3 separate regions of the Homo sapiens genome follow, and all the other regions are linked to region 2. The links are chromatin contacts, found by Hi-C or POLR2A ChIA-PET in ENCODE. All regions are on one chromosome and are shown on one strand. Each heading gives the region's core, a stretch centred on a gene start or an enhancer-like site at or near the end of the contact. The rest is flanking DNA. Distances are from core to core; before and after follow the strand shown. Region 1 overlaps ACTR3-AS1 (ACTR3 antisense RNA 1). Region 2 overlaps LINC02936 (long intergenic non-protein coding RNA 2936). Region 3 overlaps ACTR3 (actin related protein 3).

What was found. A loop is a pair of places that touch in the nucleus more often than their neighbours do. ChIA-PET counts read pairs that join two places held with the same protein, here RNA polymerase II (POLR2A). Pooled maps may share reads with other maps.
Region 1: a loop to region 2 is called in a map with no recorded cell type, with 7 times the contacts of the local background. The contact joins two enhancer-like sites. A Hi-C loop is called at or near these places in 12 of 37 single-sample maps with no recorded cell type and 11 of 50 pooled maps. POLR2A ChIA-PET finds 5 or more read pairs at or near these places in 1 of 52 experiments (activated CD4-positive, alpha-beta T cell).
Region 3: a loop to region 2 is called in a map with no recorded cell type, with 10 times the contacts of the local background. The contact joins two enhancer-like sites. A Hi-C loop is called at or near these places in 6 of 37 single-sample maps with no recorded cell type and 4 of 50 pooled maps. POLR2A ChIA-PET finds 5 or more read pairs at or near these places in 2 of 52 experiments (T-cell and activated T-cell).

The regions. Positions count from the first base shown.
Region 1 is chr2:113,857,478-113,860,177 of GRCh38, reverse strand. All of the region lies in intron 2 of ACTR3-AS1 (ACTR3 antisense RNA 1), which reads left to right. Among named protein-coding and RNA genes, the nearest start is that of ACTR3, 31 kb to the left of the region's middle. Within about 2 kb of position 1,302, at least 7 of the 41 ENCODE cell types and tissues checked have a DNase peak (open chromatin) inside an H3K27ac peak, as active enhancers do.
Region 2 is chr2:113,692,438-113,695,137 of GRCh38, reverse strand. The region is part of intron 1 of LINC02936 (long intergenic non-protein coding RNA 2936); the gene reads left to right. Among named protein-coding and RNA genes, the nearest start is that of LINC02936, 10 kb to the left of the region's middle. RefSeq lists enhancers at 1,038-1,167, 1,608-1,697. Within about 2 kb of position 1,422, at least 5 of the 41 ENCODE cell types and tissues checked have a DNase peak (open chromatin) inside an H3K27ac peak, as active enhancers do.
Region 3 is chr2:113,922,481-113,925,180 of GRCh38, reverse strand. All of the region lies in intron 3 of ACTR3 (actin related protein 3), which reads right to left. Among named protein-coding and RNA genes, the nearest start is that of ACTR3-AS1, 33 kb to the right of the region's middle. Within about 2 kb of position 1,425, at least 3 of the 41 ENCODE cell types and tissues checked have a DNase peak (open chromatin) inside an H3K27ac peak, as active enhancers do.

The DNA.
Region 1 (2,700 bases), core at 53-2,552, 170 kb before region 2:
GATGAGTCTCGCTCTGTTGCTCAGGCTGGAGTGCAGTGGTACAATCTCAGCTCACTGAAAACTCCACCTCCTGGGTTCAAACAATTCTCCTGCCTCAGCCTCCTGAGTAGCTGGGACTACAGGCGCACGCCACCACACACAGCTAATTTTTGTACGTTTCGTAGAGAAAGGGTTTCACCATGTTGGCCAGGCTAGTCTTGAACTCTTGACCTCAGGTGATCCACCTGTCTCAGCCTCCCAAAGTGCTGGGATTATAGGCATGAGCCACCGTCCCTGGCCACATTTTTTTTTTTAAACTCTACAGTTTCACTTCTCTTTTTTTTATGCAAAGTAGTCTCTTCTCTACATCCATGGTTGATTTCTAAAAACCCCTTTGCAGGAGAATTCCCTGTCAAGAGCGTAAGACTTTATGAAGCAAATTAGGAAAATTGAGGCCACTATTAAACTACAAAGAATACATATTTTCCTTAGCCATTTGTTCAAATAGGACAATACATCTGGCACATATTATGTATCTAAAATTAGTAATAAATTCCCATTCACCACTTCTTGCTTTGGGATAACTTTCTAGAACTTCTCTTTTATGAAGTTTCAGCAAGACACATGATTATTTTATAACACGTGATATTCATGATGAGTCTTTTTTCCCCTTTTAGTTCTGGTTGCTACATTTCTTATTTTATGACTTAAAGTTAAATTACTTACACTCTCTACACCCGAAATGATCCCAAGGGAACTGAGTAACTTGAGAGAAGTTAAATATAATTACATGTTTGGACTCTAGAGTTATACAGATCTGCTTCAGACTTAGCTCCCCTACAGAAGATGTGACTTGGACAAGCAAGGTAACCTCTCTAAGTTAGGTTTCTCCATCCATAAATTGGTAAGAATAATATGTACCTGCCTCATAGGATTGTTGAGAAAATTAAGTGAGGTACAATGTGTAAAATTAATATCTCAGTGCTTGGCACATAATCCATGTTAAATAAGTGTTAGCCAATGTTATTATTGAGATGTTTGTTAAGACCATTTCACTACAAAGAACAGCGGTTCATCTGGGTGATGGGAGCAGGGGTATCGTGACGGTATTTATGGAAATAAGGACTTTAAGGACCTTCTGGCATATCAAGAAAAGCTGTCGAGCTGGGCCTCTTGGACTCTGGAAGTCACTCAGGAACTAGAAGCATCCAGTGGAAGAGTCACCAATCTGAGTCATCTTCTTGCTGCCTTGGCAAGTTCAGGGATCCCATAAATGCAGTGACTCAGCATCCCTCCAACTGTACTGCTACCATTCCCATTTCTACTAATTTTTCAACTCTCCTATAAATACCGTTTGATTTTGGCTTACCTATAGCTTCTGCTTGTTCATAACTGCTCACTCCTCCTTTCTGATAACTCAAAACTTCAACTTATTCACAATTTGTCAGTTCCACATGAAATTTCTAGGCAATAATGTCTGTTTGACTCAGTAGTATCCCTATTGAAGCAGAGGTTCTATATGCTAAACCTCCTCGTGGGCCATAAACCCATAGAAAAACTGATGGCCTTTGGATCATGAGCACATTCCTGATTCTAGTCAGCTGAGCTGGGAGAACTGGGGGCTGAGGGGTTCTGGAAGCGGGGCAGAGAACGTGGCATAGAACATGGCCACCTTCTTAGTAGGACCTGTAGGCTCTGCAGTTACCCCCAGAAGTGGGCTGTGTGGTGACTGGCTTGTCTGTAAACTACACTTTGGGTAAATTATATCTCATCTATTCAACATAGCCAAAAAGAAATGTCTCACTCCTCCTCCATTGACAGTTTTTATTACTTTGGTTGGTTGATTTTAAAGGGCAGTAACCTAACTTGAACTAACTTAGACACAAAGAGGAATTTATTGGCTCACAGGATCCAGGAAAGGTTTAAAAAGTTGATGTCCAAGTCCAGTCTTCCCATATAACTTTGTTTCTTATTTTATTTTTATTTTTATTTTTTGAGATGGAGTCTTGCTCTGTCGCCCAGGCTGGAGTGCAGTGGCATGATCTCGGCTCACTGCAACCTCCGCCTCCCGGGTTCAAATGATTCTCAGCCTTATGAGTAGCTGGGATTACAGGCACATGCCACCACGCCCAGCTAATTTTTGTATTTTTAGTAGAGATGGGGTTTTACCATGTCGGTCAGGCTGGTCTCGAACTCCCGACCTCATGATCTGCCCGCCTCAGCCTCCCAAAGTGCTGGGATTACAGGCGTGAGCCACCGTGCCCAGCCTGTTTCTTATCTTAAAATTAAACCCTATTTCCTTTTTTTTCTGATCCCTGTAAACAGTGACTCCAAGCTCGAATGATCTAATGCTATCTCAGTGACCTGTTTCTCGCTTATATAACACTTGGCCCATATGTGTATGGTTCGTTTTTAGCTCCTCCAGTTTTCCTTCAAACTCCTTTTACTCCCTCACATTCTTCATGTTTTACTTTCTTTAGTCTTGGGATTCATGTTACTTCCCCTTCCTGTATTCTGTCTTAAGTAGCTGAGGTATCTCCATAGTGCTTCTCACTTCCTTTTAGTTTCATTCCATTCACTTCCCTAAAGTTCTCTCCTGCTTCTTCCTTGCCTTTTTCTCATTGAGCCCATGAAGTTCTCTCCACTGTCTCAAGACAAAGGTATCCCTGTTGGAGTAAGTAATCTTGATTTTCTTTCCTCAGCAAAAGTTCATGTTGGGGA
Region 2 (2,700 bases), core at 173-2,672:
CGCCCCTCCCTCCAGCCTCTGGTAACCATCATTCTACTCTCCACTTCTGTGAGTGTGACATTTTTAGAGTCCACACGTAAGTGAGGTCATGCAGAATTTTTGCTCTGTATATGCACATGTCTTATGTACAAGTAAAGAAGCTCTGCAAATTTTAAGACACCAAGGATGGGGCATTCCCACAGCGAGGCAGGCGCTGGGTGCAGGAGGTAAGTGAGGGAGTGTTGTTCCAGTCCAGATTTGATTCACTATTTCTGAAAACATGGAAATGCATTACCAAACAATTGGACAAATATACGTTAAAATTTAAAAAGAACCTTCTGCAGAAAAGAAAGGAGCAATGGGGATAAAACAGCCACACGGTCATGGGTGTTGCACGTATAATATTTTGTTCCAGTTGAAGCTCTGTGTTTTCTTAGCCAGTTTTCTCATGACTACTGATGTACTAAGTACAATCACACCGGAGCTGGCCGACGTTAGACTGTGGGCTGTGGCCACGGATGTCAAATAACAGCCCTGGCCTCGTCCACACAGTAAAGAGCAGACCTCACACGGGATGGTTTACCATCAAGGGGTCCAGACAGAAAGGCTGTTCTAGAACCCCTCTCACTTAAAGAGCACAAATCCGAATGAATACATTGTTTTATTGTTTTACCAGTAAGGTTCTTGACACTGATGACTTACCTTCCTATCCCCAGGAAACAGATGGTAAGTGTCCTTGAGGAGAATATCCCTTCACAGCAAATTCACATCTTTCCTTCAGCCTAGAGAGATCAGACAGAGATGAAGACCTCACCACTAAAGACCCACTCTCCTAGCTGTTTTGGAGAGGTCGCTCTTGTCTTTATAAACTTCTGAAGTTGTCTCTTGGCATATTTCCCTCCCCTCAAATCCTTATAAAAACAGGTGTGGCTAAAGCCTGTCTTTGCTGAAAGAACACTCTCTTCCTTAATAGAAAATTCTCTATTGAAAACTTATTTTCCCTGGCTGGGCTCAGTGGCTCACGCCTGTAATCTCATCACTTTGACAGGCCAAGGCGGGTGGATCACACAGTCAGGAGATCAAGACCAGCCTGGCCAACGTGGTGAAATCCTGTCTCTACTAAAAATACACAAATTAGCTGGGTGTGGTGGTGCATGCCTGTAATCCCAGCTACTTGGGAGGCTGAGGCAGGAGAATAGCTTGAACCAGGGAGTTGGAGGTTGCGGTGAGCCGAGATCGTGCCACTGCACTCCAGCCTGGCGACAAAGTGAGACTCCATCTCAAAAAAAAAAAAAAAAAAAGAAGAAAAGAAAGAAAGTCGTTTCCCTTTCTGGCTTCTGTGGTTAGCGGTGCAACAGTAGCAAAACTGGTCTCAGACATGTGAGTGGGAGGCAGGAAATCTGCAAAGTGACAATGGTCACCATGTGTACTCTTCACCCTTTCTGTGTGCTAGACCAGAGGCCCATGCTGGCATGCCATTCTGACATGCACTGTGAGGGAGCTGACATTCTCAGAACAAATGCCGCATGCGTGGAAGATGGAGGAGCCCCGTGCCAAATTCCTTCTGTTTTTATCCTCCTTCCAGTAGGAGCCCCAGATATCAACTCCACAAATTTGAAACTGTGCCAGACCAGAGTGTGTAGAGAAGTGTTTGGGGAACTGTGGGAGGGGGAGAAGATAATATTGGTATAATAAAATCAAATTCGGGGCTGGGCATAGTAGCTCACGCCTGTAATCCCAGCATTTTGGAAGGCCAAGGTGGGTGGATCACTTGAGGTCAGGGGTTCAAGACCAGCCTGACCAACATGGTGAAACCCTGTCTCTACAAAAAAATACAAAAATTAGCCAGGCGTAGTGGTGCCTACCTCTAGTCCCAGCTACTCTGGAGGCTAAGGTAGGAGAATGGCTTGAACCCAGGAGGTGGAGGTTGCAGTGAGCTGAGGTCATGCCACTGCACTCCAGCCTAGGTGACAGAGTGAAACCCTGTCTCAACAAACAAACACACACACAAAAAAAAAAGAAAAGAAAAAAGAAAAAATCAAACTTGAAAAAGAACTCCATTAAAAAGAAAAAAACTGATTTCATAACTATAATAAAAATACGCTATAAATATAGTAAAATGCCATGGAGTCTGTGTCTAACTCTGAAGAAAAAAAATTGTCATCTAAAAGACAGATTCTGGAACCAAACACCAGAAAAGTTCTCAAGAAATGAATGGCTTCTTTAGAAGACAAAGAATGAGTAAGTTCAGTTGTAACCAGAAGTGAAAGCAAAGTCATCTACAGCTATGCTTGGAGATGTTGGTCTTTTCATAGCATGGTCTTTTTGTGGCATGCAGCAGTGAGGGCAAAGAAACCACTAGGGAACTTTGAAGCCTTGGTTCGCTGCTGCTAGGGATTCCATTGTACAGATCTACTATGCACCAGTTAATGGATAGTTTACTTTATCTATGCACCAGTTAATGGATATTTGAATTATTTTCAGTTTTTACTTATTATGAATAATGTGGCTTCAAACACCCCCATGTACGCTTTTAGGTAGACATAAACCTTCAATTCTCTTCATAGATACTTAGGAGTGAAATTGATGGATCGTTTGTTAAGTACAGGTTTAACTTTTTAACACACTTTCAAACTATTTTCCAAATGACTATGTCATTTTAAAATCTTACCAACACATACTTGTCAATACTTGGTATTGTCAATCTCTTAATTATAGGCA
Region 3 (2,700 bases), core at 176-2,675, 230 kb before region 2:
TCACGCCTGTAATCCCAGCACTTTGGGAGGTTGAGGTGGGTGGATCATTTGAGGTCAGGAGTTCAAGACCAGCCTGGCCAATATGGTGAAGCCCCATCTCCACTGAAAATACAAAAATCAGTCAGGCATGGTGGCAGGCACCTATAATCCCAGCTACTGGGGAGGCTGAGGCAGGAGAATCTCTTGAACCCAGGAGTCAGAGGTTGCAGTAGGCCAAGATCACATCACTCCACTCCAGCCTGGGCAACAGAGTAACACTCTGTCAAATAAATAAATAAATAAATAAATAAATAGTTCCTTGAATAAGATGACCACCTTGTTTTGTGAGAGAAAAGGTTTCGCTGAGGAGGTCATATCTAAGCCGGGTCTTAACTCAGTTCTGCTTTCTGGCTTTTTTTTTGGCAGGGGAATGAGAGGTATGGAGGAACTTGTGGAGAACAGAAAAAGATGTATAGAAAGACAAACACTGCATGGTATACAAAAACAAAACTGAAGTTATCAATGAGAAATTTATGTGCCAAAAGATTTGAAGGTGCGTAGAGAGATATACCAGTTCTAGATCAAAGGGACTAGATTCTCAAAAATTTTCCTTTTATTTAGGTTTTATTCTATAAGAAATAAAACAGCAGAGAAATTTTTAAGCAGGGGAATAAGAACAGCTTTAATTTTTAGGAAGACTATTATAGCAGCATTGGGAAAGCTCAAATGAAGCTTAACAGAACCAAGTGAGAACAAGAGTACCAATAGTGGTATGGACGACAAGGGGCCACATTGAAGATTTCTCAGTCAATAAGAATAAGAAAGGGCTGGGCATGGTGGCTCATACCTATAATCCCAGCACTTTGGGAGGCCAAGGTGAGAGGATGGCTTGAGCCCAGGAGTTTGAGACCAGCCTAGGCAACGTAGTGAGACCCTGTCTCTACAAAAAAAAAAAAAATTTTTAATTAGCCAGGTGTGGTGGCACACACCTGTAGTCCCCGCTACTCAGGAGGCTGAGGTGGAAGAATCACTTGAGCCCAGAGGGTCAAAGTGATTGTGGAGGGTCTTGCAGTGAGCCAAGATCTCACCACTGCATTCCAACATGGGCAACAGGGCAAGACACCTGTCTCAAAAAAAAAAAAAAAAAGAGAAAAAAGTCAGAAGATGCCAACAGGTTTCCAGCTTTGAAGTTAGGATGGACCAGATCCATTAATCAAAACATAAAAATTGTGTTTTGTCTGATCTTGGAATAAACAAGAGTGGAGTATATATAATACGTTTTGTTTTAGATATACTAAAACTCAAGAGCCAGGAAATAGGTAGGTGAAGATGTAGTCAAGGAACTGAAAGTAGAGATCTGGTCTGTGGTTGCAGACAAAGGAATGGAGGAGATCACCTAGAGAAAGTCTTTAATGAAAGAATAAAACATTGAGTCACCCCATTTTATGAGAAGAGAAAAAAAAAAAAAAGGAGAACTGAAAGCAGTGCCTAGAGAAACCAACGTTTGAGTAGTGGGTAAAGGAGAAATCAGTGACAATAGAAACAACAAATAAAAACAAACAAAACAGGCCGGGCACAGTGGCTCATGCCTGTAATCCCAGCACTTTGGGAGGCCGAGGCAGGCAGATCACGAGGTCAGGAGATTGAGACCATCCTGGCTAACACGGTGAAACCCCATCTCTACTAAAAATATAAAAAATTAGCCGGGCACGGTGGTGGGCGCCTGTAGTCCCAACTACTTGGGAGGCTGAGGCAGGAGAATGGCATGAACCCGAAGTCGAGGCTGCAGTGAGCTGAGATCGCGCCACTGCACTCTAGCCTGGGCGACAGAGCCAGGCTCCGTCTCAAAAACAAACAAACAAACAAACAAACAAACAAACAAATATTCCATGTTAGGAAGATAACCATTAGAGTAATCCTGCAAAAGAAAGACAAATCAAGAAGGATGAAAACTGTTACATATAATTGGATTTAACAAAGAGCATATCAAATATCTTGAGACTCACTAAGAAGTGTCGTTTTAAAAGGAAAGAGAAAAATAGCTAAATTGCTGAGGACAGAAGGTAGGAATAAAGATTGAGAGAAGTTTTGTTCTGGTTTGTTAGTAGCACTTAGAAGACTTAAAAATGCGTTTAAAATGAGTGGACAGAATCAGTGGAAAGGAACTCTGGCCTCTCGACTGACTGACTTCATCACTTTCAGTGGTATCTCTTTTCCATTTTGGCCACAGTATAGATCTTATATCATCATCACTATCACCTCTCAATCGCTGAAATGCAGGTATACCCTTCTCTGATCACAACCTCTTATTATTCTAGCATACTCAACCACCTCAAGAGATCTCTTCTGAACACCAATTAAGACTTTTGGTCCACTGGTTGCTTTAATTATTCCCTAGCCATCAATATACACAGTCTAGATTTTGACCCATCACCTTTATTTCACATGTTCTTTTTTCATCCTGTCTACCAAAATCCAACCCAGCATATATCCCTAACATAAACTTGCCTATATCCAGAATGCTGATTATACCGCAGAAGCATTTGCACTAGGGTGCTAAAGACTAAGAATTCATAGTCATTATTCTCAAATGGACCTAACCTTGCCTGGCAAGCCTTTACTCTTCTACTCTGTTCCTCTTTACTCTTCACAATGACGAGTGTCAATGCCGCCCCTACCGCTAAGATTTCACCTTCTCCCCACATCCATGACCAGCAGATG